3 separate regions of the Mus musculus genome follow, and regions 2 and 3 are each linked to region 1. Evidence: chromatin loops called from intact Hi-C (ENCODE). Cell type or tissue: left cerebral cortex. All regions are shown on one strand. Each heading gives the region's core, and the rest is flanking DNA. Links, peaks and the distances in the headings are about the cores only.

Region 1 (10,368 bases), core at 2,572-7,571:
GGATGTTGTGAGGTACTCAGTGTAGGGGCTGGGATTTGAACTCAGGACCTCTGCAAGAGTGGCACATGTTCTTAACCTCTGAGCCATCTATCTATCTATCTATCTATCTATCTATCTATCTATCTATCTATCTATCTATCCCAATACTTTAAAAATGGAAACCTGTTCCCTAGAGTTTCATGTTTGTATCCTGATGTAAAACATTGTCCAACTTAAAAGTTCCATAGTCTTTAAAGAATTCACCACTTTGGGCATTCAGATAAAAGATAAAATTAAATAAAAAATAAACAGAAAATGCGGAATAAAAAATTTGAAGTGGGATACTGCAATAAAATTACAAGAACAAAAACCAAACTCAAACCCAAATCCCCAAATACCTCTTGTAAGCAAAGGGGGCAGGCAATGGTGGCACGTGTCTTTAATCCCAGAACTTGAAAGGCAGAGGCAGGCACATCCTTGAGTTCAAGGCCAGCCTGTTCTACAGAGTGAGTTCCAGGACAGCCAGGGCAACACAGTGAGAACATGTCTTGAAAAACCAGAAAACAAACAACTCAACATCAACAGTAGGGAAGAACTGGGCGGACAAATAGGCTATCAGGAGAAAATTGGCTTCTTTGATCGGTTTGCGTTTGCTCTTCGAAGGTTTAGGGCCAGTTTTACAGCATGTTGATAATTCATTTTCCTGAATCTTATTTTTTTTTTTCTTTTGGACCTTGAAATATCTAATGAGCTCTGAGAACGGGGCATCTATTTCCCTTGACCAGATGATGAATGTCTGTGCTGTCTGAATTAAGCTTCTTCAGCCCAAGTGGCAGGAGGCATGTGTGGCTCTCTTAAGCAACAGAGAGGTTATTGGAGCAATGCCTAGTGGCCGGTTCCAAAATTTGACAGGAAAACTGGAGAGCGAGGCCTCCAAGGAGGAACCTCCAGGCCCTCTGGTACAATAAAACATCCCAAATGTTGCCATGGGAAGCTCAGAATTTTTCCCGTTTCTTGTATTGACCACACTGTTGTAAATGTCTGCCTTCTGTTAATCAATTGCAATCACTGTGCGTCAGCCTTAACGAACCAGAACCTATTTACAGCGTCACCCGGTTTCCATGTAGAGCTGCAAACACTTGCTAGACTGAAGATATGTTTTCCTCCCTCCAAAGGGGAAGAGGTGGATAATGATTTTCCAGGCGGGGCCTCCTCTTTCTGCATTTGCAATCTCTCTACACTCACTTCCACCCAACTGCTTTTAAATACAACATTGCTTCCCACATGGTAGGAATATGCATGCTCTAGGTTTGGAGGGGAGCCATAAAGTCCCTGCAGAGTCAATGCAAGCACAGGCTCTGACCGCCCACGCTAACCTTTGCCATCCCCCATCACTCAGCAAGATGACTACTCTGTTGCATGTCACAAGTTCAAACCCATTTCCCTCTCTAGGGAGGCAGCGTGGAAAAAGCCATTTTTCATGCTGAAATCAAGGTGAGCCACCCTATTGGATTATGACATAAGACCTCAGGTGACAGATTGGCCCTGAATAAGAGCAAGGAGAGAAATCCTGCCTTGTGACATTGAAAAGGAAGTATTTATGCTAAAATCCTCCAGCCCATAGTCTTTGGACTTTCAAGCCTGTTTTCTACCCATCTCTGTCTAATGAAAACCTATTACTATCTCAGAAGCCCCAAGGTTCTCCCTCCTACTCTCCCTCCTTCTCTCTGTCCTCATCTCCTTCCTCCTCCCCCTCCTCTTCCTCCTCTTCCTCCTCTTCCTCCTCCTCCTCCTCCTCCTCCCCCCCCCCCTCTTCCCCACTCTGTCTTCTCTTTCTTGGAGACAGAGACTAATGTAGCGCAGGCTGGCCTCAAACTCATTATACAGCTGAGGATGACCTTAACAATCCTGATCCTTTTGTTCTTGTTATTATTTTGATGCAGGCTCTCTCTACAGAGCCCTAGCTGTCCTTGAACTACCTTCGCAGGCGGAGCTGGCCTCAAACTCACAGAGATCTGCCTACCTCTGATGAGATTAAAGGTATTCACCGCCACGCCCAGCCTGATCCTCTTGCCTCCACTTCTTAGTATGGGGATTCCATCACCATGCCAGGAGCATGTGGTGCCTGGGATCAAACCTAGGGCTTCATCAGTTCTAGGCAGGAATTCTAGCTACAGAGAAACATCCCCAGCCCCTCCAGCCATGCATCTTTAAATCAAAAAGACTGATTTTTCTTTCCCAGGGAAACATTTTCACCTGCCTCCAAGCTGCAGGGAAATACTCCATCAAAAGGAGCATTCCCCTGCATGAGATTCTCAAACTTACTCCCCCCTGCTCCATTGGTATTTCCAATACTTCTGCACAAGAAAGGGAGAATTATATTGTGGCTGATGTTATCTTTGCTTCTTGAGGTGCTTCATTTTGAGTCGATGTATAATGGAGAAAGCTGAAACCTTCTTTTTCCTACCTGGACCAAGGTTGGATCTTGAAATGTCACTTTATAGTGGCCATTGTGGTTTATGTAAAACCTACAAGATGACTGGTGAGGGAGGGGGGAATCACCAGTCTCAGCAGATGCAGAATGAAGGCCCTCTCTTATCTCTCGGACTCTTATTTCAGAGTTGCTTCTCTGAGGCTCTTGTTTCATTGTTGCTATAATTCTAGATCTCTCCCTACCTTTCAGAGCCAGAGTGAGGGTTGGGTGGAGAAACCTGGCTTGGAAAAAAAGAAAGAAAGAAAGAAAGAAAGAAAGAAAGAAAGAAAGAAAGAAAGAAAGAAAGAAAGAAAGAGAGAGAGAGAGAGAGAGAGAAAGAAAGAAAGAAAGAAAGAAAGAAAGGAAGGAAGGAAGGAAGGAAGGAAGGAAGAAATGAAGGAAGAAAGAAAGAAAAGAGAGAGAGAGAAACAGCTGACATTATAACTTGTTCAGTATCTTTCGAGAGCCTTTTAGAGTCGCTATGTGTGTGTGCTTGATAAACTCTTTATTGGAGTCCTCCAAATGAATGAAATGTTTCTCCCTGTTTTTCAAATGAGGAAAAAAAAATTGCACCAGTGTTTTTGTTTTTGGCACAATGAATTCTTCCCTGTTTGGTTAAATTTACCCCTCTTTGAAGGTACTGTAAATGGGAGTGTCTCCTTCATTTCTTTTTGCAATAGATCAAGTTAATGCACAGAAACAAACATCCTTTGTGTGTTTGGTTTTTGGCTCCTGTAACTTCGCTGATTTCTAACTGCAGTTTGGGTTGGCATCTAAGGTGTTTTTTCTACATGACATCTGCCAGAGTCCGTTTCCCTTCGCCCTTCAGCTTGGATTCTATATTTATTTTTCAGTTTTGTCTTTTCTTTCCCCCTTTCTCTCCCCTGCCTCTCTATGTGGGCCCTGGGAATTGAACCTGGGTCCTCCAAAAGGGCAGCTAGTGCTCTTAAGTGCTGAGCCATCTCTCCAAAAGCGTTTGTTGGATTGTTTATATTATGAATCTCTAGTGTTTGAAAGTGTGCCAACAACATAAGGAAGTAAAAACTATTTTGAGCTAATGCAAGTATGGCTCCTTCAGGCAACACTTCTAATTTTTTTTCTCCCAGGGCTGGGAGGGTGCTGAATGGGTAACCTAGAACCCGCTTAAAAGCCGTGTGGGTGTTGTGGTCCACCTGTAGTCCTGGCTGCCAGAGAAGTCAGAATCGTGTGCTCCATGTTCAGTGAGAGACCATCCCTCAATGTATAAGGTGGAGAATGATCAAGAGAGGCACTTGGCACGAACCTAGGGACTCCACATGCTTATACACACACATGTACAGGCACACCTATACGCACACATGTGCCTGCACATGCACCCCCCCCCCACACACACACATACAAACATAAATAAAAATAGTGTTTAGTTCCCAACATTGATAGGAGAAAGATGAGTTTTTCCCCCTTCAAATTCACACCTAGAGAATTGGTGGGATTTTCACTATTTGGGACCCGTTAGCGTTTGATATTAAGGGCATAGAGTCCTCAGCCATGGAACAAAGTCTTGGGAAAAGGACATGCAGGGATGGATCTGTCTTCTAACATTGTCCACAATCACACACAGGGAAGGATAAACTCACAAATGCTCTCCTGCTGGAAGCAACCCTAAATCCTCCCGAGGATTTTTTTTTTTTTTTTTTTTTTGCTTAAGGGATGTCTCAGTGTGCCTATCCAAAAATACACCGGTCCCTTGAAAGCCGTTGTCACCAGAGAATGCTGCTTAAGAACACAGGTGTTACCTCTTATTTTTAACTTCTGCACTTGGATGAGGGAGCAACAAGAGATCTATGTGCCTGTCAAACAGGGACGGGACTGAGAAGAGCCCCCACCCCCCAACCATATATTTTCCTCAGCTATATTTAGCACTGTATTTGCTGTCTGGTGCAAGGGATCTGTCCTTCTTTTGGTGTCTGTCCTTTTTACTGTTTAGATTCATGTTAATTACTAAGGGACAGAGACCCCATGGCTATCAGTCAAGCCTGAAATAATTACAAGTAAAAGAGACAGAGAGAGTCCTTTGCTGTGGTGGGGATATTTCCTTCTCCAAGGTCATCAGAATGTAGCCCGTGTATGATGGACATAAACACATGCCACACAGGTGAAGATGGGCTCACACTCAGGCCATCAGAAGAAATGGCTTGTGTTGTCCATTACTGGAGGCTGCCGGGGCTTTATTATCAGTTAACGATGATGGGTATCTGAGCCTCTGAGTCTTTGCTTCATCTGCTCTGTACTTTTCCAAGAGCTGTAGAAGACTTCAGCCCCCACAGGATAAATTGGGCTATGAATTTGTGTTTGTCGCTATGGTAATTTATATCGGCACCATTTTAATAACCACATCAAACTTGGGCACTCTGCAACAGTGAAGCTCACATCTAACAATAGACTAGAAACACTCTGGGGGGAAAAGGGAATTAGAATCAACAGAGATGAGTGGCTTCAAAGCGAAGAGGTGAGAGTATTTACATCATAAAAGTAAAAGGCCTTCATGTTTCCACTTCTGCTACCGAGGTGTGATTGGTTACAATGGCAATGCATTTGCATATGGTCCAGGCTCTGCCCCGGTGAACACAAGGAAACATGCTTGCTCCTTAGTAGACACAAGGCAGTAGGAACTTTTCTGGCCATCTTCAATGATATATTAAAATTAGTGACCACTACACTGTGGGGTGGTAGATTTTATTGTGGATATAAGTATATATTTATTTTAAGCTATATTTTTATTTTTAATTATGTATATGTGTATGTATGTGTATGTGTATAAGTATATGTGTAGATTCTCATGGAGGCCAGAAGGGGGCGACAGATCTCCTTAAGCAAGAGTTAAAGGCGGTTGTGTGCCTCCTTATGTGGGTGCTGAGAACTGAATTTGGGTCCTCTGTAAAAGAAGCAAGTGGTCTTCATCCTGACCACCTGGGAAAATAGACTTTCTTCAAATTTCATTAAATTCTTATAGCCCAATTTGTATCTCTTTGTACTCTGTACCTTTGGTTCATTAATAGGATTCTAAGCTTCTGTGGGTTTCAGAGAGGGATAAAAATGAGCAGGAAACATCTTACCTTTTGATGAATGTTTTTGTTGCTGTACTGGGTGTCACTCCAGGGCCTTGCAAACTCTGGGTGATAACCTTTCTCTCAGCTCTAACCCTAGTTGCAATGTATCTGAGGTGCAGATACAGCGTATTTTCTTCAGCTCTGTCTAGTAGCTAGGACAGAAACAGTCAGTATGTGCTTCTCATTTTGTCCTGAGATTAAACAAGTGGTTATATCTATCTACCTCAAGAAGTTTGAAATTTCTTCATCAAAAGGAAGCTTAAGTATCAACACAAATATGTTGCTGCCACTTATTCATTAAAAACATAGACACAATAGCACACATTTCTAGAAGCAACCAAGCAGCTCCAGCTAGCCTGCTTAACCTTAGAATAATCATTTTTCAGATGACTGGCTAGTGGCTAAGATGGGGATGGGGTGGGGGGCAGATAAACAATGATATCAGAATGTCTGGTTGGGTCTTCAAGAACTGAGGCCCCATGGCTTAAATTTTATTTTTTATTTTAAAAATATTCTTATTGTATCTGCTGCTGCTGCTGTTGCTGGTGGTGGTGGTGGTGGTGATGGTGGTGGTGGTGGTAGTGGTGGTGGTGGTGGTGTGTGTGTGTCTCTCAGAGGACAACTTGCAAGAGTCTGTTCTCACCTTCTACCATGTGGGGTCATCAGGCCTGCAGTTAAGTAGCTAATCGTAACAGATTGTAAGCCAATCTGAATTGCCTTCTTGGAAATTTAAATGTGAGATACAAGAGTTTTCTATGCAATTTCTGCTTCACAAGTTCACATTCTTGGGGAACAGTGTTGTCTAATGCGAGTCACAAACATAAGTAGAAAAACAGAAACAGAAACAGGTAAAATTGATTTTATTAATATATACTACTTAAACCTATAGCTAAATGTTTCATTTCAGCATGTAATCATATAAATATAACTTCCTTTTTTTCATTTTTATTTTAGATCTCAGTAACCCAGTGTGAAATACATACGTATAGAGACCCAATTTGGGTCAGACCCATCCCAAGTGTTCAATAACCACTTTTACAGGGACCATATTGGATATTGACATCGTAAAGAAGTGAGATCTCAACAAAGTAGAGAAAAAAAAAATGCTGGTTCAGTTTCAGATGCTTACAAGTGCTACACATGCAAATGCACACGAGTACACATCTATGTACATGGCCATGCATACACAGATGCACACAGGTATCCATGCAAATGCACACACAGACATACACATGAATACGTATCCACTCACATAAGTGTACACACATGCACATACACACAGGCATACACGCACATGCACACACGTGCACATACCATTCACATAGTCACACACATGCACATACATGTATATACACACGCAAACAGAATTTTCTAAGGCTCTACCGAGTGGACTGGTGTTCTTTTGCCTGCATCAAAGCTGATTTAAAATTGACATGGCAGTGGCTGCCTCATGTTGTTCTATAACTGGAAAGACTTGGTCATTTTCCCAGAAGAAGCACTGGGGACAGAATGGACCCATGGATACTTGGAAAAGTCAATTACTGACAATCTCCCACCACATGCCGTTTGATGCTAACACTAGGATGCAGTTCCCCTTAAGAGGCGTGTTAGTTCATGCTCTTTACATAATGTGGTCCTGGCAAGTTAAACTACTTGAGTGTCACAAAGGGGAACAAGGAAACCAGGGCTCAGCTCTGCTCTGATTTTCATCCTTTCTGCTGCTCCATGGTACTCAGGAGGGTCTATGCTCACTTCCTTGCTTGGAGGAGACTGAACAACACAGATGGGAAGACAGTCTGGGTCTGTGCAAGGAGGAGAATTGGCAGTGGCTTCCTCAGCCCCTTGGACTCTGTCTCTCAGCTCTTCTGTCTCCAGCATCAGTCACTAATGGATTTTGGAATCCTGTGGCTGAAGTCTGGGAAGAAGGAAAATATCATCCGGAAGACCCCAAGACACTTAATCATTCTGGTAGCCCAAGCCTTAGTGTGTTTGTCCTTTAGTTTTCTGTGGGGAATAAATGTGAGCTCCAGTTGGCGAATGGGACCTGGCATTTGTTCAGAAGTCTCCAAATTCACATGTTTAAATGCTGACCCAATAGATGGTGTTAGGAGAGCATCTTCAGGGGTGGAGTCAGAGTGAGTACGAGAGAGATCCTGGAGAAGTCATTAATGCATTCTATGGTAATTTAACAATTTCTTCTTCAGGATTTCTACGGTCCTTATACCACTTTAATATGGCTGTGATAAACAACTCTGTTCAAATGCAAATTGGTTTACACACCCAGGTCACAGTCCATGGTTGAGAGAATTTAAGGCAGGAACTCAAGGCAGAAACCGTGGAGGCACACTGCTAGCTGGCTCACTCAAGCTCATGCTTCCCTGGCTTCTTTACACAGCCCAGGAACACCTGCTCAAGAAACGGCACCACCTACAGTGGGCTGGACCCTAATATGTCAATAGTAATGAAGACAACCCCCCACAGACAAACCCGATCTAGGTAATTCTTCAGTTGAGGCCATCTCCTCTCACATGACTGTAGGTTGTGTCCAGTTGACAAGATCAACTAGGACAACCAGGTAAGTGCAAACTATAATACATGTAAGACATTTTATTTATGGATTAAAAACTGGTGGGCACTTTCCTGTGAGTTGGCCTTACTGGAATCACAGGCTGGGCATAGAATATCATGGGACACATGGCCGGACGATGGGCTTCCCGTTCATGATTGCATCTTTTTTTCCCCATTTTTTATTAGGTATTTAGCTCATTTACATTTCCAATGCTATACCAAAAGTCCCCCATACCCACCCACCCCCACTCCCCTACCCACCCACTCCCACTTTTTGGCCCTGGCGTTCCCCTGTACTGGGGCATATAAAGTTTGCAAGTCCAATGGGCCTCTCTTTCCAGTGATGGCCGACTAGGCCATCTTTTGATACATATGTAGCTAGAGTCAAGAGAGCTCCGGGGTACTGGTTAGTTCATAATGTTGTTCTCATGATTGCATCTTAACTCAACTATCTCCATAAGGGTCTCATCTCCTAATGCTGTCACTCTGAGGTCAGTTATCAGCATGTGAGTTTGGGATGAGCACAAGCCTTCAACCTACAACAATGGGTTTCTGCCTAGACGGAGAGTCAGATTGTGAAAAGTCTTGATGGCTAAGACACTTGACTATAACAACTCCTTAGAGTTGTTGTAACAACTCTGTGTCTGACTCCCATCTCAGGAGGCTAGCTTGCTATTGATATCTGACAGAGGAATCAAAAGCACAGGTTGAAGCAAGAGGGACATTGCCAGGTCTTGTCCCCAGGGTCTCTGGAGGCTGTTCCCACACAGCAGCAATTTGCATATGCTATCACACCGTCATCACATGCAGTAGAAGACACTCGAAATAGTCCCCCAAGTGGTGGTCAGACAGAGTGGCAGGCTAGCAGCTGTGGAGGCCACTCTTGAAGGCCACCGTGGAGCTTAAGATGGAGTCAGGGTCTAGACCTGCTTGTTGGAAAGCGATGGGCACGGTTGGATGACTGTTGCTGTGGAGTTTGAAATTCAAATCAGGAAGAGCATCTGGCATCCGCGTGTCACGGAGATGAACCTTGGAGCTGCATCTGATGAGGACAGAAAGGAAACGCACAGTCAGCGAGACAGAGCCGTTCGTTGCTCGGGAAGCAAGTGCAGATGTGATATTCACGTCTCTATCACTGGATGTTTTGCTAATCAGTAATAAGAAAGAGCCTGATAAATCAGGCCCGATTTTCTGCTCCAAAATTAAATGCAATGAAAAAAAAAAAACAAAAAACTTGGGACTATGATAATTTTGCCTGTTGGCACCTTAGAGACAGCACGGTGTATTGTCCTGATTGGTGTTCTACCTGCCTTGAGGTTGCATGGGAGTTGTTTCCAGACAGATACAGGTTGTGGCTGATGTGTGAATGGTTGACATAAACTCTGCAGAGCATTTGTGCTCACTGTCAACTATTATCAAGTTGTTTTTATCAATATCCTAGTTTGCCCTTCTGTTGCTATGGTAAAACCCTCACCTAGACCAACCAGAGGACAAAAGGGTTCATCTCAGCTTGCAGTTGTCTATCATGGAGAAAAATCAGGGCAGAAATTCAAAGCGAGAACCTGGAGGCAGAAACAGAAGCAGAGGCCATAGAGGAATGCTGATAACTGGCTTGCTCCCTATGGCTTGCTCAGCCTGTCCAGGGATGTCACTGCCCACAGTGTGCTGGGGCTTTCTACAGCAGTCTCCAGTCAAGAAAATGTCCCATAGACTTGCTTATAAACCAATCTGAGGGAGGCAGTGCCTCAGTTGAGGTCCCCTGTTCCCAGGTGACTCTAGCTTGTAAGAAGTTGACAAAAAACTAACCAGCATGATCTACTAATGGAGGCATCCACAGCTATAAAAGTTATGTGTGTTTATCACAGAGAAACAAAACTTAAGAGACATAAAAGGAAGAAAAATCACTTACGTTTCCAGTAGAAACAACTGGGTTAATATGTTGGTCTCTTAGCTTCTCCTGTTTGTTTTAGACACGAAATAAAGATATGTATTCATAAGCCGTGGGTGGGAACCCTCAGAAGCAGATTTTACTCCGTTGTTCTTGGAAGATTGGACTCATTCATCTATTAAAAACCAATGCACTAGAAGCATCATCTCTCCATGCTGTTTAAAATGATGTTAATAGCATTGACATGAAATTTTTTGGCCTTCTTCTTCACTGTGTTATAATGACTGCTGTCTGGATCGTATTCTGCTGTTCTCTGAGTGTTCTTTTGATGTTGTAGTTAACCCTGGTTCTTCCTCCCAGCCCTATGCTCC
Region 2 (10,368 bases), core at 2,130-7,129, 100 kb before region 1:
TTAGCTGCACAAGGCCCTGGATTTGGTCTCTCTGTGATATATATGTGTGTGTGTGTACTAGTATGTTTGAACGTGTGTTGTGCAGGCATGTGTGTATGTGTGACATGATGTCATGGATTTTCATTGCTTTCCCATCAGATTCTTTGCAGCAAGGTCTTTCAGTCAAACCCAGAGCTCATCGATATAACGCGTTCTGCTTGCCACTTTGCTCTCTGGATTCCCTAACTCTGCCTTCCCAGGCTTTAATTATAGGCAGCCTCCACACCCCCTCCTTTTACCCCCTCCCTTCATTTATGTGGGTTTCTGGGGGCAGGGTTGTACCTTGGTCTTTGTGCTTCCATGGAAAGTGCTTTAACTGTCGAGCCATCTCCTTGGCTTCTGTAGTGTATGTCACACGCTCATATTTAACTGAGCAAATGTTTTTAAATTGCAAAGGAATTTAAATTGCAAAGGCCTTAGCTACCCCAGGCCTGGGGAACATGGGTCTTGGTGCAGTTTGGGATGAAGGCAGTGGTCCTGAGCCTCATCAGTGTGTCTACACATCCACAGAGCTGGGTTGCATAAGGACAACTTCCTTTAAACATCCCATGTGCTTCCCCTGCTTCGTCTCCTTCCTTCTCCAGGTCTTTGTCTGCCTTCATGGCACATGGATGTAGTTATTTATTTATTTTTGGATCTGTTAAGAATCCATGAAAATTCTGTAAAGAAGTATAGGGCCCACAAATGAGTCTAAAATACAGTATTTTCTTCTCCATGTCTGGCTGATTTTGCTTAATGCAGTGGTCTCCAGTTGTATCCGTTTTCATACAAATGACATAATTCCATCCTTTCTATGGCCGAATAAAATTCCACTGTGTATGTGTGCCAGGTCTTACTTATTCGATGGTCTATCGATGGATGCTCAGGGTGATTCCACATCTTGGCTGCTGAGAATGGTGCTGCAGTAAGCGTGGTGTGCAGGTGTCCTCTGATGTGTTGCCTCTGAGTCTCTATGGACACAGTGTCCAAATGCTCATGCTGACTGCCATCCACCATGTGGCTCTGAGCCTGGGCTGTGTGCTGTCTCTTCTGAGGGGGCTTTGCATGAGATGAGATTGTGTGTGTGTGTGTGTGTGTGTGTGTGTGTGTGTGTGTGTGTGTACAGTGAATGGCTGTGTGCCCTCACATTGGGAATCTTCATGGGGTTTATGAAGACTATAGCTGTGTTGGTGAGTATTAGAGACAGATGTTTACAGCACCCACTGAAAGAGAAAAGGCTGGCAACTTCCTCCCATCATCTCTCCTTCCCTCCATCCTTTCTTCCCTCTCTGCCTCCCTTCTGCTCTTTTCCCTTTTCTTTCTTCCTCCACTCCCCCTTTTGAGACAGTGTCTCACTATATAGCCTAGGCTGACCTCAAACTTGCAGTGATTCCCCCCACCCCCGCCCCTGCCTCAGCCTTCCAAATACCAATAACTCCTTTCCTTGGAGGAAAGGAAAGCAAATTTCAGAGATGAAGTTGTGGGTATGGGTTGCTAGGCCAGGAATAAACACCAGACTGTCTGACTCTGTACAAGGAAACTAGGAATGTAACCTAGGACCAAAGCAGGTAGGCAAAGTGAGGCTGGCCACTGTGTGCACCCCATGCCTAGAGCCAGAGCTCTGGTAGATCATGTTTTCTAAGGCTCAAGGGTCATTTCAATGGTGAGACAGAACATGGCACAGGGATTCCTGGGAAGGTGGAAAGCAGAAGTTGTTACCTACAAGTCTAGGAGAAGAGAGGGCCAGGCAGTGTGTGTGTGTGTGTGTGTGTGTGTGTGTGTGTGTGTGTGTGTGTGTGTTCATGCGTTGGGTAACAGCAAGAAGGAGGGTGGAGTTAGCTGAATTTCCAGGATTCTCTGAAATTTGAGTATTTTCTTGGGCCTCTGGATACAGATAGGGCTGTGTGGGTTCGTTTGATATCTGGTCTTTTAAGCTGTGAAGGGCTTAGAGTAGGAGAGCCCATCCAAGCAAAATGGATAAATACCCCATGGTTTTCCTCATTTGGGGGACCTAAAATTCTTTAAGGCTTCATTGTGTTCACACAAAGTGGGAGGAGGCCAGGGGAGGAGGGCAGGTGAGAGTGGACCTTGCTGAATGCAGAGGAAGAGGTGCTGCTCCTCTGTTGACCAGCAGACTGGCCAGGACAGGATCACACAAACAGGCAGACCATATTAAGCTGTCAAAACTTGGGGTAACCATGGTGATTTAGGATGAAAAGCATCTCTCCCGTCCCAAGCCAGATTCTCCAGGGCCCCTGGGTCACCTCAGACACTCACTAACAGAGGCATAAATACCAGAGTTGAGATCCACGCCCGAAACTAGAGACATTCCTCAGTTTCCCCATGGAGGAAACAGATAAGTGACTGACTTTGAGGTATGTTGAAGCTGGCAGGGGCAGCTTAGGCACAGCCCCGGTTCCAGCTACCTTTTCCAGTGTCACCACCAGCCTTGTTAGTTAAGGTGATCAGGCACTGATGAGCAGGCTGCGTTTTCGGGCTACGGTTACTCTAATACAATCGCTGTAGGAGACATCTGTTGCTGGACGTAGCACCACAGGCATGACCACGCCTGGTTGGTTCCTATTAATTTCATTCATGAATCACAGGCTTAAGTGGATGGAGGAGTGAAAAGGGTTTGTGCCTGAGAGGGGGGGAGGGAACTACTTCTCTACTGGGGAATTGGCAGTACTCTGACTTTCTCCAGTACCTTCCTGTTATGTCCTCTTCAATTAAGGTGTTAAATCAGAGAGAGTGGATCCAGGTGTAGTCCTGGAGGCCATGACTCTGACATCACGGAAGCATCATGCGATCAGGCTGAATCCGCAAACACCCTGTGTTCTCATGCTCTTCTTCAAGCCGGTGGCCTCTGCACTGAGCCCCATGGTTATTGATTAATAAGTGAACGTAAGCCTGAAAGGGGGCAAGGCTGCATTATTGCCCTGTGCAGGGAAGGCTGGAAGCCTTCCTGTTGACAGAGCCCACGGTGGAAGGACTGAGGCTCCAGGCAGAGTGCCCCAGTGCTGGGGATTTGAATTCTGATCGTTGAATCGCTAATGTGACAGGCTATCTCCCAGCCCCTGGTGTTTCGTTCAATGAATCTGCAAGTGGCGTGTTTAATATGTAAGGAATGGGAACCAGGAGGAATGGGATCCAGGAGAAAAGGAAAGTGTTTGCCTCCTCTGTCTACCTTCTCTGTTCCCAGGGAGGCTTTTGACAATGGCAGGTTACCCACATCTCTGTGGACTGGAGTCCAGGGATGTTCTCAGGACCTTGGAGAGGGCCAGAGAGGCTGTCTTTTTCTGTAGGACGTTCTCCACTGTTCCTGGTGGCCAGCCTGCTTTGGTGAATCACAGGTGAATGGAGACCTTTACCTCACAGGTGGGGAAAGCAAGAGGCTGTATTATTGCACCAGCATCTGGCGTCTGTGGGACTCCTGCAGAGGACTCTGTCCTTTGTCAACCGTGGTGGGGAGACTGGACGCTGCAGTCAGAGACTGAGAAGTTCCCGTCCCACTCAGAGACCTTGACTCAGGTAAAGCTAGACCCCTAACTACACCACGGGGCGGGGGGAAATCAGTGAGTTTATTACACAGAGAATAACTGTCAATGTTTCTGATTTGAACATGGGCATTTAGAGAGAATTTTATACACAATTCTGTGGCTTTTCAGGCACCATTGTTCAGAAGGTATAATTTACAGCAAGGTTTAAAGGATGAAGTGAAACTTAAAAATTAGGTAAAAATATAGTGATTGAATTTCCTTGTTTTTTTAAAAAATTTTTTTTAGATTTATTTTATTATTTTATGTGTCTGAGTGTTTTGCCTGCATATATGTATGTGTGCTATATGCATACAGTACTCATAGAGATCAGAGGAGGGTGTCTGATCCGTTGGAGCTAGAGTTACAGTTGTCTGTGAGCTGCCATGTGGGTGCTGGGAACGGAACTCGGGTTCTCTGCAAGAGCAGCTGTTGCTTTTTAGGACTGACCCATCTCTCAAGCTCTTCACTTGTTTCTCTAAAGGGATTTTCTTTTTATAAGTAAAGTTCTAAGATGATATTACAACTTACATTGTTTGGGTTTAGGGATGAGAGTGGACTAGTAACTGTGTGAACCCCAAGGCCATGTACTTCCTAACCCTTAGTAAGGACAGTTTCAACTGTGTATGTGTGTGTGTGTGTGTGTGTGTGTTGCTTGCAGATGCTGTTGGAGTCCAGAAGAGGGCGTCAGATTCCCTGGAGCTGGATTTACAGGCAGCTGTGAGCTGCTTAAGTGGATCTTAAGAACAGAACTTGGGTTCCCTGCGAGTTTAGAACATGCTCTTAACTGATGGGCTATCTCTTCAGGCCCATGTGTTTCTTTTCTCAGCCTCGACTGAGATATCGTTAGGAAAACATGCACTATCTCTGCAGGCAGCGTTGGCTGGGTCAGTTGCATTGATGTTTCTGATGCCCAGTCATCAGGAGACATGGGCTAGATCCTAGAGGACAGGCTTCTCCATTTCACTGTCAGCTTTAACTTTCTAGTCCCTGTATCCTGTCTTGCTCGAACCCCAGGCATAACGTTGCTCCCTCCAGGACTCTGGAGGTGTCTTCTCAGTTGAACAAGGATGTGAGCCCATGAATAAAGGTCAGGGTGACTCAGTATCTCTTGCTGTACCATTTATGAAATATTTTGGCTGAAAATAAGGGCTGGGGCTGGTTCAGGTATGTAAGTTAGAGACAGCCTCAAAGTCCTTTGTGTTGACTGAGTCTCTTTTATAACCCTAGAGGCTCTCTGGGTCCTCTCCATCACCAACTCCATCACCTTTACTCCAGAAAGGAGGACTGACACACAGGCTTGAGGCTGAGATACTTCAGCAAGCTGAGAAACCCCAGGGTCAAATTGCAGTCCGGTTCTTAGCATCTCAGCACTATTGTCACATGCAGCTCTTCAGCTTGACATCACAAGCTGGAGGGGAGGAGAGCTGGGAGCTCATTACCATGGGTGTCTTGGAAAGTTTGGGGGCGAGTTCTGCATTAATTAAGCCTCATTTGAATAATGAGCACATGCTATTTATTTTCTTGGAGAGCTGCTCTGAGGGAAGCAGAGAGGCTTCTCCTACAGGAAGCCTGGTGGCCCGTGGGCCTGCCGCCCATCACTTGGGGGAGGAAGGGGGAGGCAAGGGTGCTATTTTAAACTCTCTGTTATTGCAGGGAACACCCATAACTGGAACATTGTGGGGCGGTTGTCAGCTGTTTCTGTGAGAAAAGGCCTGGGGTCAGCCAACATCTTCTCTAGTCCTCTCAATGCTGCTCTTTGCTGTGCATATGAGATGGTCTAAAATCTGCCCATCTCATCTTCCCAAATCATGTGTTCTTCTTGGTCTGTTATGGGGCCAAGCAGAATGGTGAACTTGTGATCATGAGGTCACTATAGTGGTCACGAGAGGACTCCACAGGAAGAGAGGTATTCTGATACCAAACATCTAGATCTGCCTGATATCCTTCTGGGTGCTTAAGAAGCATGCACATCGGCTGGGCAGTGGTGGCACATGCCTTTAGTCCCAGTACTTGGGAGGCAGAGGCAGGCAGATTTCTGAGTTCGAGGCCAGCCTGGTCTACAGAGTGAATCAGGACAGCCAGGGCTACACAGAGAAACCAGGTCTCGACAAAACCAAAAGAAGAAGGAGGAGGAGGAGGAGGAGGAGCAGCAGCAGCAGCAGCAGCAGCAGCAGCAGCAGCAGCAGCAGCAGCAGCAGCAGCAGCAGCAGCAGCAGCATGTGCATCTCTGAACTGAAAAGCAGTTATTCCCCAGTAATATGGGTATTTAAATCTGATCAGGGCTCATCTGATCCAGTCTAGAGAAAACAAGTGTCCCTTGTGCCTTTTCCCTGTGCAAGTGGCTTGTGCAGAGTGACTGCGTCTCTCACATAGTATGGGAAGAAACCAGCCAGATTCCCTCAACTCTGTAATTAAATCACAGACCTCCATGCCTTTGGCTGCACCCAGTAATCTTTCTTCATGAAACCACTTGCCCACTTGCCCATCAATCGAGGCCAGAGTTCTGAGTCATAAGCAAAAGTACAGAAGGCTCAGGCCTGACTCTATGAGTGTGCAGCTCAAGAGAGCCCACACATGTCAGCACTCATGAAGCCGGGCACTGGAGCTGCACACACTTAGCATCATGATGTTGCAGAGAACATGGAGGGCTGTGCAGACATGTCAGTTTCGCACTTCAGGGAGATACTTCAGCATTCAGGCCTTCATGTTCTTGGGGTTTTGGAGCCACCTATTACTAACTAATGTTCTTCACACAAACATCACGGGTCTTTAAGCAAGACTTTAAAACAATGTTGTAATTATCATATATGTGAAGAGACCCTGTGGTGGTTCGAATACGCTTGGCCCAGGAAGTGGCACTATTAGGAAGTGGTATGGCCTTGTTGGAGGAAATGTGTCACTGTGGGGTGAGTTTTTGAAACCCTCATTCTAGCCACATGGGAGAAAGACTGCTCCTGTCTTCCTTTAGATGAAGATAGCGAACTCTCTGCTCCTTCTCTAGCACCATATATGCCTGCATGCTGCCATGTTCCTACCTTGACGATGATGGTCTGAACCTTTGAACCTGTAAGTCAGCCCCAATTAAATGTTGTCCTATATGAGTTGCCTTGGTCATGGTGTCTGTTCACAGCAATGGAAACCTAACTGGATAAGACCCCAAACTGGATAGTTCACGGGATTACTCAAATGTCCTCAGTACCATCATGCCTCTATCTGCTGCAATGGCCCAACCCATCCTCTATCCAGTTCAGGGTGCTCCTCCAGTCTTGGTCCTCATAGGACCCTCCTGTACTAAGGCACTTTCTTTTAGAGTCTCCTAGTTTCTATAGCATCACCAGCTATGGCATCCTCTTCATTGATAGGGTGAAGTCTATTCTTAAGGATCGCCATCAAATCTCCCATAGGCTTTGTAGAAGCATCTCCAGGGTCAGAGCATAGATTCTGGGTCTTAGAGAGATGATTCAGCCACTAAAAACACTTGTTACTCTTGTAGAGGAACGGGGTTCTATTCCCAGCATCCACATAATGGCTCACGTTCAACTGTTAACCAGTTTCAGGAGATCACATGCCCTCTTTTGGCCTCTTCAGACACGAGGCATGCACATGGTGCACATAGTTACATGTAGCCAAGACATTCACACATTAAATAATATGAATAAATCTGATTTTAAAAAGGTGTGGGCTTTGGATCATGGGCACGGGTGATGCTGAGTGTGGACCCCAACAGCTCTCTTTAAGGGGAGGAAAGACACCAGGTATTTGGGACAGGGTGGCTGCAGGTGAGGGAGCAGTGCACGGTTTTGTCACCTCATGCATCTGATGGTGCCCAGGTAAACATGGGCAGAGGTCTCAGCACTGAGCTTGGGCACAGTCAGCACTGGGGGACGGCCACAGAATGACTGTCTCTCTTCAAATATAATGAAAGAGATTTTTTTTCTGTGTTTCCTGCCAGTGTAGATTTTTGAAAACCCCAGTAGTCCAGATTGAACTTAATTTGAAAGTCATTGCAATTGAGATGGGGGTGAACTGACAGTTCATTAAGGAAATACTTGATGAGCCAAGAAAACGTGCCAAAGTTAACATTATAAACACGATTAATGAGCAGTGTGACTACAAAATTCATAAAGGAAAATAACAACACAACACATAGGGCCTTGTCTCTGTTGGCCGGACAGGCTGCTGACAGTGTGTCCTGATTTGTCTGTGTTAAATGCCTGAGGCTCCAGGCTTGCCCACATGGCCGATGTTATCTCTCATCTGAATTTGACAGGAATAACTTTATGTTTTGTGTACACAAATTTCTAATGCTTTAATCGCTTTAGCTGATGTGGGCTCAGGGTTTGCCAGCCAATCAGACTCCATCCCCCCCCAAACAAAAAAACAACAACAAATTCATATTTTTTCCTTTTTCCTTTTCTCTTTCTTTCTTTCTTTCTTTCTTTCTTTCTTTCTTTCTTTCTTTCTTTCTTTCTTTCTTTCTTTCTTTCTCTCTCTCTCTCTCTCTCTTTCCTTCCTTCCTTCCTTCCTTTCCTTCCTTCCTTCCTTCTTTCTTCTTTCTTTCTTTCTTTCTTTCTTTCTTTCTTTCTTTCTTTCCTTCCTTTCTTTTCTTTCTTTTTCTCCTCCTCCTCCTCCTCCCCCCTCCTCCTCCTTCTTTAAAACCCACAACAACTTCATATTCACCAGAATAGCAAACTGGAAATTGTGATGCCTGGTGGGTACTTGTTACTCTCTCTTGAGTCCTATTGTATTAGTTAGGGATCTCCGAAGAAACCCAACTGGCAGAATGAATACACATTGTCTTAGTTAGGGTCTCCAATGCTGTGAAGAGACACTATGGTCAAGGTAGCTCTTATAAAGGACAACATTCCATAGGAACTGGCTTACCATTTCAGAGGTTTCGTCCATTATCATCATGGCAGAAAGCATGGCAGGGTGCAGGCAGTCTTGGTGCTGGAGGAGCCCAGAGTTCTACATCTTGATCCATAGGCAGCAGAAAAGGACTGTCTATTTCACTGAGCATAGCGTGAGCATATATAACCTTAAAGCCCAACCACCACAGGGACACACTTCCCCCAACAAGGCCACACCTATTTTAACAAGGACACACCTCCTAATAGTATCACTCCATACGGGCCAAGCATTAAAACACAGGAGTTTACGGTAGCCATTCCTGATCAAGCCGCATTAAAACTACATACTCTAAAAAGGAATTCAAACCACCATATACGTTACAAGAGAATTTGATTGGCATACAGGACACTGTCTGGATAATTCAACAATGGCTGTCTTGCATGGGAGAACCACATGGACTGCTCAGTCCATGATGCTTGATGGCTCAGCAATCCCAACCTGGTGCTGAAGGCCGGGAAGTTTCCTGGAAGTGTTGGTCTTCAGTCTACAACGAGTTATCAAAGAAGGTGGTTCTAATATTGGCAAAGGAATGCAGCAGCCACAGGAGAGATGACCTTGCCAGTGAGAGTGAAGACAAACAGGCAAAAATCAAAGCTTCCTTGTTCCAAGTCCTTAAATCTGGGTTGCCACCAGAAGGTCCCACCCAAATTTAGGGTGAATCTTCTTGATTCAAATAATCTGATCAAGAAAACCCCAAGAAAACCTGATCAAGAGCACCCAGAGGCATGCATTCTAATTGAATTCAGAGCCAGTCAAGTTAGCAATCAAGATTAATGATCATGTCTATCATGTCTCTCATACAATTTATCTTTCTCATTTGCTTTGAATTTTGGGCCTGAGATTAACCAAGTTGTGTCATTCATATTGCTTAGCTGTGAAGCATTTTTCTGCATTCTGTTCTGACTAGAAATCAGAAGCATGTTGTATGTTCACTCCACTCCTGGCTGGTTCCTGCCTCACCCAGGAACTAGCCAGCCTGCTGTCACTATAGTCTCAGCGACCGGATGGCCGATAATGAGGCTGCGAATCCAAGATCAGGACCCTGGCATATTTGCTGTTACCTGGCTTGTAAATGGAGCATTCTGTCTATATTCTTCTGTGCTGAGAAGACCCAGAGAGCTCTCTGGGGCTTTTTTTCTTTTCTCTTTTCTTTTCTTTTCTTTTCTTTTCTTTTCTTTTCTTTTCTTTTCCCTTCCCTTCCCTTCCCTTCCCTTCCCTTCCCTTCCCTTCCCTTCCCTTCCCTTCCCTTCCCTTCCCTTCCCTTCCCTTCCCTTCCCTTCTCTTCCTTCTTCCTTCCTTCCTTCCTTCCTTCCTTCCTTCCTTCCTTCCTTCCTTCCTTCCTTCCTTCCTTCCTTTTAATATAGGGGCACCAATAACATTCACAATGACTCCAACTTTATGACTAGACTCATACCCTCCAAAGCTCTGCCTCCTAATGATGTCATCTTTGGTGACATCTTCCTGGGGGTGGGGTAGGGGAGACAGACATTTAGATCACAGCAACCTCTATCGGCATGATGGCTCTCCTCCAGCTTGCACAGGCACACCAGGCTCCTATGTGGAGGCAGCACAGGCAATGTAAGTCCCAAGCATGCCCCAGTTATGTCTCCTTGGCTCTGATGTCTCCTGTACCACGATCCTCACCCTGCACCAGCTACCGTGGTGTGCACCAGAGCTCGCTTTCCCTGATGTCAGCCACTCAGGATCCACATCTACATCCTTTTAAGTCCACTTGTTAGCTAAAGGATATGGACCAGTTGCTAAAGTACTTGCTGTGCGAGTTTGGATCTCCAGAGCCCACTTAAAGTTCTATAGTATTAGCATGTACACTAATCTCAGACTCAAGGAAGACAGAGACCTAGGGATCTCTGGAGTTCACTGGCTAGCCCATAGTCAAGTG
Region 3 (10,368 bases), core at 3,652-8,651, 75 kb before region 1:
AATGTGGTATTTTTGTGGCTTCCATAGGGTTGCCTCCTCCTCTTTCTTCTCCTTCTCTTTCTTCTCCTTCTTTCCCTTTTTCTCCTTGTCATTTAAGATTTATTTATATTATTTTATGTGTCGGGGTGTTTTACTTGCATGCATGTATATGTACCATGTGTATGCCTGGAGCTCAGGGAAGCCAGCCCGAGGGTCTTGAATCCCCTGGAACTGGAGTTAGATGTTTGTGAGCCACTGTGTGGGAGCAGGGAATTGAACCTGAGTCCTCTGCAAGAGCAGCAAGTTTTTTAAGCTGCCAAGCCATCTCTCCAGCCCCCAGTAGGGTCTGATTCTCAATGGTAGAGTGATTGTGACTAATTCTGATCTGCTAAGGGGTAGATGCCAGGGTGATCATGAGAACAGCTGAATTAGAAAGGAAGGGTAGAGTAGAAAGCTCATTAACTTTTCGTACATCCTACAAGGAAAGGGCACCTAGGTTTACAGTTACAGGAGAAATAGAGATGGCCTCATGCATACATAAATCACCTATTAGAATAAATGTTGACTGGATTGTCCTCTTATCGATGTAACAACACTAAATAAAGTAAATTGCTCATGAAGAAGAAAAAAATGTCTCCCCCCTTTAACAAGAAAGGACTTAAATATGCAAATGTTTTGACAATTAAAAGGTAGGTAATGAAACTAACTTGATGCCTATTTTGACTGAAGGTTGACAAGGCTTCTTGCAAGCATTTGGGTTGGTGCCTGCAGTTGATATTTGGTTCTGTTACCTCTTCCCTTGGTTTGTCTGGTAGGTCTCCCTGCTGGAGTGCCAACAGTCTTATAGATATCAGAGTGGTTAAGATTGGATAACAGGAACTTTCAAATTCATTAATGACTAGAAGTCAGAGAAGGGTGAAGGCAGCCATTATTCTTTTAATGAGGTCTGGAATTTTCCTCGAGTTCTTTTACAGTAAGATACTGAGTTTTGTGTAAAAGGCTCAATGCCCCTTTGTGGGCATCATTGTACCCCTTTTTATCAGTTAAAAAAAACCCCACCACATGAGCAGCAGACACTCTCCCAATCTTAAAGTCTACCAGATATTGCCAGTACACGTCAGGGGTTTTCTTCTTATACAGCTTTCTTATACAGCTCAGAACCCACCTGCCCAGGGAATGGTACTGCCCACAGTGGGCTTGGCCCTCCTAAGTCAGTTAACAATCAAGGCAGTTCCTCATAGACATGTCCACAGACCAACTAACCTCAGTGCAGAGCAGCTGAGGCAGGGGCATTACTAAGGTACTTGGGTTCCTTTTATCTTATGGTTCTGTCCTTTCTTCTTGACTTAGAACCTTCTGTTTGGTTACTAGGTGGGGGAAGGGAGCGCACCGAGGAAATGTGCTACAGAGTCCAGCTTTTCCTCTGCCTTCTGGGCCTCTTGTTGACCCCATGGGAAGTATTAAGTTCCTCCTTTCTTTCTGTTCCCACTCCTAAACTTTATAATCCCCTGGGTCGTTAGCACATTTCTTGTACATGGAATAAGGACAGAAGTGACTGTGTCATCTCCCAGGTAATGCTGACTGTTCAGATTCCTTCTCTTGAGCCTGCCCAGGTCACTGTGGCTTACAAGGATGGATGAACCAGAAGCTGCAAGCTCAGGCTCCTGTGAATCTGTGAGAACATCGTTCCTCCATGCTGCCTCATGGAGTCTGTTCTAGTTTCCTTTCTGTAGCTGTGATAAAATTTTCAGATGGAAAGTAGTGTATGGGAGAAAAAATGTTTTGTTTGATTTCAACTTTCAGATCACTGAGGGAAACCAGAGCAGGAACTCAAGCAAGGTCTTGAAACTGACACCATCGAGGGACTCTGCTTGTTGGCTTGAACCAGCTCTCCTAGATTTCTTATACAGCCCAGAACCACCTGCCCAGGGAATGGTGCTGCCCACAGTGGGCTTGGCCCTCCTAAGTCAGGGAACAACTGAAGCAATTCCTCCTAGGCACGTCTACAGACCAATGCAATAAGACACGTGCTGAGTTTCTCTCTCTCTTTTTCTGTCTTTTCTCTCTCTTCAGGTGATGCTAAGCTGATCAAAGGTTATAGTTAATGCCAACCACAGCATGCATCTTTCCTTTTTGATTCTGTAGACTCATAAACAGTGAGATTTGCCCCACAGTGAATCATACCCACGTCTCACCGGGAACTGATTTAGATGAAATTTTTTGATGCAGGAGTGAGTCAGCACTCTGAAGTATTTGGCTATGGAAATGACAAGCGTTTTGGATGCCAGAGGGTAGAATTGGATTGAGTTGTATTCTCTTAAAAAAGATACACTGACATCTGTTATATAAATGGCATGGTGGGTTCCATGGAAAGGAAGAGAAGGCAAACTACTCTTTAGAAAGAACTTTATTAGGAAAGTCAGCACCACAGACAGCTGTTACAGCCATGATCAGGCCCTGAAGCAGTAGAGAAAACCTCTGGCCCTGGTGAAGAACATCCTTAGGAGAGATGGCTGTCAAAGAGAGCTGTTTAGTCCTCACTCCTTTGGCTAGAGTGTCTCAGCACAGGCAGCAACAGCATTTTGTTCTGGGAAAAGCTAAGTCTAACAGATTCCCTGAAGTGGCCCTACTGGATCTTACATCCTCTGGAAGATTAGTCTTGCGGCTAAGGCTGTGGCTGGTCCTAGTTGTTGGACTCTTGCTTCCTTTTGGGGAACAGAGTCTATTGAGTGAGTCTGGACACATAGAATCTAATCCCACATCAATTGTTTTAGAAGTGGTTTTTCTCATGTATCGCTTTAGAACAGGCCTGTTTATCAAGGACCACTGGTCCGTGTAATTCATCAGCTAAGGAAAATGCTCAAATGGTTTTCTTTCAGACTAGCAGGATTTTAAAAGGTGGTTATTTAATTATAGACTACTCGTGAGAGGGACAGATAAGCCTAATAGACCATTTTATTTAGTGGAGAATGACACCTGAAGCACAGGAATTGTGTGTGTGTGTGTGTGTGTGTGTGTGTGTGTATGTGTGTGTGTGTATGTGTGTGTATGTGCGTGTGTGTGTATGTGTGTGTATGTGTGTGTGCGTGCGCACGCACATGCATTAACACCATCAATTTCTCCCCATCTACCGTTTAGGTTTGCTGCTAATTTAAAACTTCTAATATGATTTCCCACTCTTTCCCCCATCCTTGCCTCCCTCTCTTTTCACCCTTTCTCCATCCCTCCAGGGAGGGACACCAGCTTTCAGTTTACAGTGTAGGAAAAGCCCAGGACTTGAAGATGCAGCTAGTCTCCTCTGTACCTCAGAGGCTGCAATCAGAACATGTCCACCACTGAAAAAGTTCTCCTGATAAAAGAACCACTCTATTCTGGGTGTAAACACAGAGGCAGGTGGGGCTGGAGCTGCTTCTGTGAGAGGATATACCATCCGACAGTGAGACACAAGTAGCAGAAGACGGGGCATGAAGGTTTTAATAAACCATATCCTGCCGGAGGCTGGGAAGACGGCTCAATGGTGTTCAAATCCTCTCTGTACCTTTGTAAAAAGCCAGGCATGGCTATTCAAGTCTGCAACATTGTAGGGTGGAGACGGGTAAATTGCCAAGAGCATACTGGCCAGTCAGACTAGTCAAAATGGTGGGTTGTGGTTCACTGAGAGACAGTGATGAGGAAGAGACTGGACATTCTACTCGTCTCTGCACATATGCATACATGTGTGCCCTCACACTTGGGAACAGACACTCCACTCACACGCACACATGAATCCCCCAACCACACCCCCGTGAAACCTTGAGTTCAGCAGATCTATGACCTATGTGACTCCAAGTATGAAACATGAAGGTTTATATTCTCATTGTCTCGTAAACCCTGTTTTCTGTCAGTTTACAAACTGGAGAAGGTAAACCGATGATTTTCCAGACTCAGGATGGGGTGTCACGACTTTTGGTCTTTCTGGAATAGCATCCATCTCTCAGCAGAGGGACTTTCCAACTTACCCCTCAGGACGATAAGGATCCATTTGAGGGTTTTAACTGGGTGACTGGCATGCTTAGTTTTCTATTTGAGAAATAGACTGGCCAGAATGTACAACATCGTTCAGTTACAAAATGAACACACACCAGAGCCCGGGAACAGTGAGCTGACAGTGATTGTCACTGGGGTTTTGTGTATGTGGAATATGTCAAGGGAGTGGATCTCAGAGAAACAGAGACACAGGGAGACCGAATGAGGTGATAGATGGGCTTGATCTTAGAAATGTCTGTCCAATGTATAATTTGATCAGAACACTACACCTCATACCTCAAATGTATACAGCTTCCATTTGTCAAGCACACTTGATACATCTCAAAAGACAAGGTGACAGAGAGTTGCGACAGAAAGTTCTGGAAGGGGCTAGAGAGAAAGCCTAGCAGGTAAGCACTTGCTACCCCCCCCCAAAACTTACATAAACGCCACGTGGATGTGGAGAGTATCCTGTAATTCCACCCCAGAAGGCAGAGGCAGGATGCCCAGAGCAAGATGTCTAGAAAAACGACCCATACCAAGGAGCTTTGCCTGTGAGACATCCTGCCTCAGTGAACAAGATAGACAAGACATTAGGGACATTTCCTGAATCCACTTTGGGCTTCCACATGTGTGTGCATGCACATGTAGAGGAAAAACACACACACACACACACTGAAAAGAAGGAAGTTCTGGAAGAGGTAAGCCCAGACAGGATGGCTGCTAAAATCAGAAATAACAAACTGTGTTGGAGCTCACTATAGAGGAAGAGGGGGACCAGAGGGAGAGTTAGGAGTGTGTTTGTCTGTTCATACCAAAGCATGAAGAGACATAAAACCAATGCCACCTGCTCCAGGATCTCGAAGCCACAGCTGTAGCCGAGGTACTGTTGGTAATTGATGGTCGCTCTGTGTGTGTGTGTGTGTGTGTGTGTGTGTGTGTGTGTGTGTAGTCACTTTTTGGGGTCAATGTGACCACAAGCTCATGCTCATCAGTTTGTGATTCCTCCGAAAGCACTCTGGGGCCCATCTTAAGTCATCATAGCTCTCAGTGCCTAAGGCTAACTGACTCCCAGAAACCAGTTCAGTAGAGCTGACTAACATCTCCTTACATCACAAGGACATTTTCTACTGTAGATATAATAAACACATATATTTTAGAATATACAGAAACTTGAAAAATGGAAATGGAAAAAAATACCTCTACCGACTTTGAATTAAAAAACACATTTATTTTAGAATTCTCTAGGATAGTTGCAATTTCCCGCATACCCTACACATGATTTCCATATATTAGCATCTTACATAATCGTATGAAAATAATTAGGAGAAATTAACCTTTGTAAAAAAAAAATCCGTTTTTCCTTCCCTGTTCCTGCTCCCTGAATGACGACTCTGAGACTATTTATTAACAAATGCCTAGGCCACAAGCTTTGGCTCCTTCCTGGACTAACTTATTTAACCCATTCAAACTATTCTAAGTCTTCTACATGGTTAGATACCTCTCTTTCATCCTCTTCCTTAGCATCTTCCTCAACATCTCCCTTAGCATCTGCCCCAGCATCTTTCCCTGAATCTCCTTTTATTCTCTTACTGCCAGTGTCTCACCTCCTATTTTTTGCCTCAGCTCATTGGTCATAGACTTTATTTTATTGACAGGTGATGCTTATAAGAGATTCTCTCTACAGACCTTGGGGCACTATTATCAACTAAATGACTCATTTAAAATTTTTATTTTTGCTTATGGGTCTTTTTGTGTCTGCCACATGGCTGTAGTACCTGCAAAGGCCAGAAGAAGTCAGATCTCCCAGAGTCAGAGTCAGTTGTGAGAGTGCAAAGGGTTCTGAACAGCTGAGCCATCTCTCCAGCCCCTAAATGAAACAATTTTGTCACAGCAAGGAGAAAAATGGATGCTGTCACTATTAAACTCTTTCACACTGTAGATTCCAGCCCACACTGTATTTAGTAGTCAAGAGTCCTGTAATATATTAAAGTTTTCTTACTCCCACTTTGGAAGTACCTACCCCTGGGTTTTCCCTAGTCTGTGAAGGTTGTGAAGGCATGAGTGGCCAATTTTCCAGGCTCTTTGCTAATGGTACACCTGTTTTGGTGTACTGAGCTTCCATACCGTATCCTGCATGTCCTCGATTTCTGACGGCCCTCTTACTCTTGTGGATTCATGGCTTTGAACACTGATTTACACTTTTTTCTGGTGCAGCCATAGGGAGGTTTGGCACTAACTGATTTTGTTCAGTCTGTGCTATTTAACAGATAAAGATCCACTGAATTTTAAAATATTCATTTGAATAATTTAATTTTATATAGATAGTATTATGATCTGGTATGGAATTCAAATGTTTTGACACCAATTAATTGAATTTAGGATGTTATGTAACCTTTTAAAACCATTCTCTGGTTTTAAAATTTGGTGTGTGTGTGTGTGTGTGTGTGTGTGTGTGTGTGTGTGTGTGTGACTCATAGTGGCTAGGATATCATCAAGAAAATATGCACAGAGAAATCCCAGAATAGACAGGGGGCGACTCAGAGAGTCCCACCCAAAACTGAGGAGCTATTGGCAATTGATGGTTGCAGGGGAGAGGGCCAGTTTTCTTCATGGATTTGGCTTCTGACAGGCTGCCCATGTTCCAGTGGATGTTTGTCCCTACCCCCACACATGTAGTCAGCACTAAATGGACTCAGTGGTTTTTATAAAAACGTACATGGAATTAAGGGGGGAAAGTGGAAAAGGGGAGGAATTCAAGGGGGAGAGGATGGGGATGGATTTGCTCAAACACATTATGTGTATGTACGAAGTTCTTGAGCAAAAAATTTAAAACAAAGTAAGTAAATAAATAGATAAGTGTGTGTGCATGTGCACATGTGATAGGAGTGTGTGTGTATGTGTGTGTGTGTGTGTGTGTGTGTGTGTGTATGTGTGTGTGTATACATGTGTGCAGGTATGTAGCACCTGTGACTAGAGGAAGGCAGTCATGCAGTATCATCCTCTATGTCTCTCTGCCATTTTCCTTTGATGCAGTGTGGTGATTTGAATATCCTTGGCCCATGGGAAGTGGCACTATTAGGAGGCGTGGCCTTGTTAGAGGAAGTGTGTCATTGTGTAGGTGGGCTTTGAGGGCTCCTAGTGCTCAAACTCTGCCCAGTGAGGAAGAGAGATGCTCTTCCTAGCTGCATGTGGCTACAAGTCTCCTCCTGGTTGCCTTCAGATTAAGATATAGAATACTTAGTTCCTTCTCCAGCACCATGTTTACCTGGATGCTGCCATGCTTCCCACCATGATAATAACGGGCTGAACCCCTGAAACTGTAAGACAACCTCAATTAAACGTTTTCTTTAAAAGAGTTGCCTTGGTCATGGTGTCTCTTCACATCAATGAAACCCTATCTAAGACAGGCAGTGTCTTAGCTTGGCTTTTAATGCTTACAAGACGATTACAGTCGACATGCAAGCACAAATTAGAGATGATGAACTCATCTTGATTTCATGCTGTTTTGGTATATTTGAATGAAAGCTGGGGATTGGGAGAATTAGAGAGAGATGGGACGGAGAAAGTGAGGATGCAAAGGCCTATCAGGCTCCTGCCACTTGCTTTTGCATTCAACATTTCAGATCTAAAAACAGCCACCACCACCACCACCACCATCCAACAACAGGGCACCCATACAACGGACTCACGGAGAAGACACCAAGGGGCATTACATACTTGTAACTCACTTTCCCGCTAAAGCCTGGTGTATTGAGCCGATGGATTTTGTTGTCAAACCCTGATGATGAATCCCTAGATTGGAGCCCCTAACACCGTGATGAATGACACTGTGGTCGATAGGATAGGCATTTTTTTTTTCCTTGTAAAATCAACCCAGTAGGGAAATTACAAGGACAGCTCACATATATAAATAAAAGAATCTTTCACGCTGGCAGTTGGAATTGTTACTATATATCCCAGTTCTTTGCATTTTATCTCCATTAGTGTGTTGTTTTCAGCCCTCACTTGCTACATAGAAAACTGTGCATTTTCTACACTATCGTTTGGGGTGCACTTTGCAAGCTAAAAACTAAATCAATCCATTTCAAAGGAGTTCTCTCTGTCCTTTTTACAGAATTGAAATTAAACTATTTTCAAAAAGTATTTTGCACTTTCCTGGCTCAGTGTCATTAAGGTTTGAGTGTGAAATTTCCCCACAGGCTCAGTTGTCTCAAACTGGTGGAACTGTCTAGGAAGGTTGTGGAACCTTTGGGACTGTGCCCTAGCAGAAGTAGGTCATTGGGGCAGGAAGGAGGGAGCTGGTTGGTTCTGACCTAACTCTTGGCGGTTTAATCCACCCAAACGTGAGAAGGCCCCATGCAGGCTCTCAATGCCACAGATCAACACGCTGATGCCTGCCATGCTGTTCCTGTCATGACAGTCTGTCCTTGGTGAGTGTGTGCCCTAAACCTCTCTTCTTGTACATTGATTGTGTCAGGAGTTGACACCACCTTGACATAAAAATAAGTATTGAAAGTGTACATCTGTGTGTGTGTGTGTGTGTGTGTGTGTGTGTGTGAGAGAGAGAGAGAGAGAGAGAGAGACAGAGAGAGAGAGACTTAAAGGACTAAAAAATACTCCTAATTCAAAAATAAAGGTAAGACACTTGTCAACAGGACAGTAGCGAGTTAAGGGTGGGATGACCCTGGAGCCTCCAGAAGGCAGGAACCAGAGATGGTGGCTTTACCATGAAGGGTGTCTACTATCTGTCAACACCTTCATGACTAGGATTGGTGAGCTGCAGACTAGCCATGTGGGTGTTTGGCTGAGAAGTGCACTTTTTATAGAAACTGGAGTGTGCTCCCTTGGCTGCATTTGTTCCCTCTACTTTTATGATTTTTAGGAGAGTAAGAAATGCTTCACAAAGTTCAGTGGTATTATGCAAACTTCAGTCATGGGTCACTTTCTGTGCTGTAATTGTCTACCAGGTTTGGCTCCAAAAATTCTCCAATAGCCTTTAAAGGGTTTCTGTTTAACTCATTCTAGGCTGAACTATTTTTCTTTCCCATAAAGGTTCCATGAGATAGATACAGGTTTGTTCCTAGAGATAAGCCAGTGCCTTCAGCTTCTGGATGGGGTCCTCTGCTGAGGTTTGTCAGCAGAGCTTCAACCTCCTCCCAGCAGATATCTGTGCCTGGAAATGTATCCTTTAGGTCTACTACTCCCGTGTGCGTGTGTGTGTGTGTGTGTGTGTGTGTATGTGTTGTATCACATAGATGGCTGTCAATTTTGCCTACATTTATTTTTTACTGTGTGTATGGGTTTTTTTTTTCTTCCCGATTTAAAATTGTTCTCACATTTCATAAGAGTTTCAGCACAATCTTCATTTTTAGAGAGAGGATCTTCCAAATGCATCTTCCTCTGGTCTCAAGAGATGGAAATGCCCCATAGTTTCATGGACTGAGCTTAGGATCAGTGTGCCTACCAGAGGAGCCTCTGTGTTCTTTGAGCCCTGCCTTTGGAGGTTAAGTATGTGTTGTTTGTACTGTTTGCTCTAGCATAGAGCTTCTTTTTAGATTGTTTTCCCTGCCTCACTAGACGCCATGCATTGTAAAGTCCTTCCACAAGGAAACCGCTGGCCACATTGAACGGGGGAGAAGGGAGATTCACAGTAAAATATAAATGAAGAAAGCAGAGGTGACAGCCATGTGTGTGATACCCCCACTGCTAAGGGGGAGTGGAAACACGCAGACGGTTGCAGAACTTGCAAAATTTGGTTGGAGCTCATTCCTCCACAATGCTCACATAATTTAGCACTAAATTTTCAGATCTTTTAATGGCTATCTTTCTGTAAATTCTTCTTAATTAAGCTGTGTGAGCATGTGTATTTCTCTCTCTGTGTGTATCTCTGTCTGCATCTCTGTTTTTGTGTGTCTCTGTGTGTATGTTTCAGTGCATGTCTCTTTGTATGTGTATGTCTCTGTCTGTCTCTGTTTCTCTATTTCTCCCTCCTCCTCCTCCTCCTCCTCCTCCTCCTCCTCCTCCTCCTCCTCCTCCTCCTCCTCCTCCTCCTCCCCCCTTTCTCCCTCCCACCCCCCCCAGATGTTCAGAGACTGTCCTCAGGGACTACTGGTCATTGGTGATTTTGCCGTGACAAACTCTGAAAATAAGGATGGTCTCCTGAGGCATTCCCTGTTGCTGGCCTTTTCCATTTAGTCTTTTGAATTCTTCTTCCTCTGTTTTTACAGATTCCCTCTAGTTCGTTTTACCCCATTCCACTTCCATGCCTTGCTGTCTTATGGTGGGAGCCTCCGGAGTTTCAAACTCACGTCCTGTGTGGTGTTTTGCCTGAGAAACCACATAATCTGGAGACTTGTGTTAAATTCGGTCGTTGGACACTTA

The links. A loop is a pair of places that touch in the nucleus more often than their neighbours do. Peaks named below come from ENCODE experiments on the same cell type or tissue, not always from the same donor. Only the 100,000 strongest peaks of a DNase experiment are listed, where the experiment ranks them.
Region 2: a loop joins it to region 1, with 2.6 times the contacts of the local background. A loop is called at or near these places in 2 of 42 quality-filtered maps.
Region 3: a loop joins it to region 1, with 2.2 times the contacts of the local background. A loop is called at or near these places in 2 of 42 quality-filtered maps.

What each region holds. Positions count from the first base shown.
Region 1 is chr5:125,903,339-125,913,706 of GRCm38, forward strand. It overlaps Gm32986 (a long non-coding RNA gene), which reads right to left. Exons shown (of 3, transcript XR_377070.2): 3 at 8,503-9,151. Among named protein-coding and RNA genes, the nearest start is that of Gm32986, 18 kb to the right of the region's middle. In left cerebral cortex, for the core only: a CTCF peak has its summit at 5,298 (motif pointing right); DNase peaks (open chromatin) are centred at 3,254, 3,518, 4,195, 4,795 and 1 more place; H3K27ac peaks cover 3,125 bases.
Region 2 is chr5:125,800,434-125,810,801 of GRCm38, forward strand. No RefSeq gene overlaps it. Among named protein-coding and RNA genes, the nearest start is that of Gm51294, 24 kb to the left of the region's middle. In left cerebral cortex, for the core only: no CTCF peak of the experiment used is centred there; DNase peaks (open chromatin) are centred at 4,275, 5,126 and 5,983; H3K27ac peaks cover 1,596 bases.
Region 3 is chr5:125,827,316-125,837,683 of GRCm38, forward strand. It overlaps Gm40327 (a long non-coding RNA gene), which reads right to left. Exons shown (of 3, transcript XR_868522.2): 2 at 5,763-5,854. Among named protein-coding and RNA genes, the nearest start is that of Gm40327, 5.4 kb to the right of the region's middle. In left cerebral cortex, for the core only: a CTCF peak has its summit at 5,790; DNase peaks (open chromatin) are centred at 4,993 and 5,833; H3K27ac peaks cover 1,605 bases.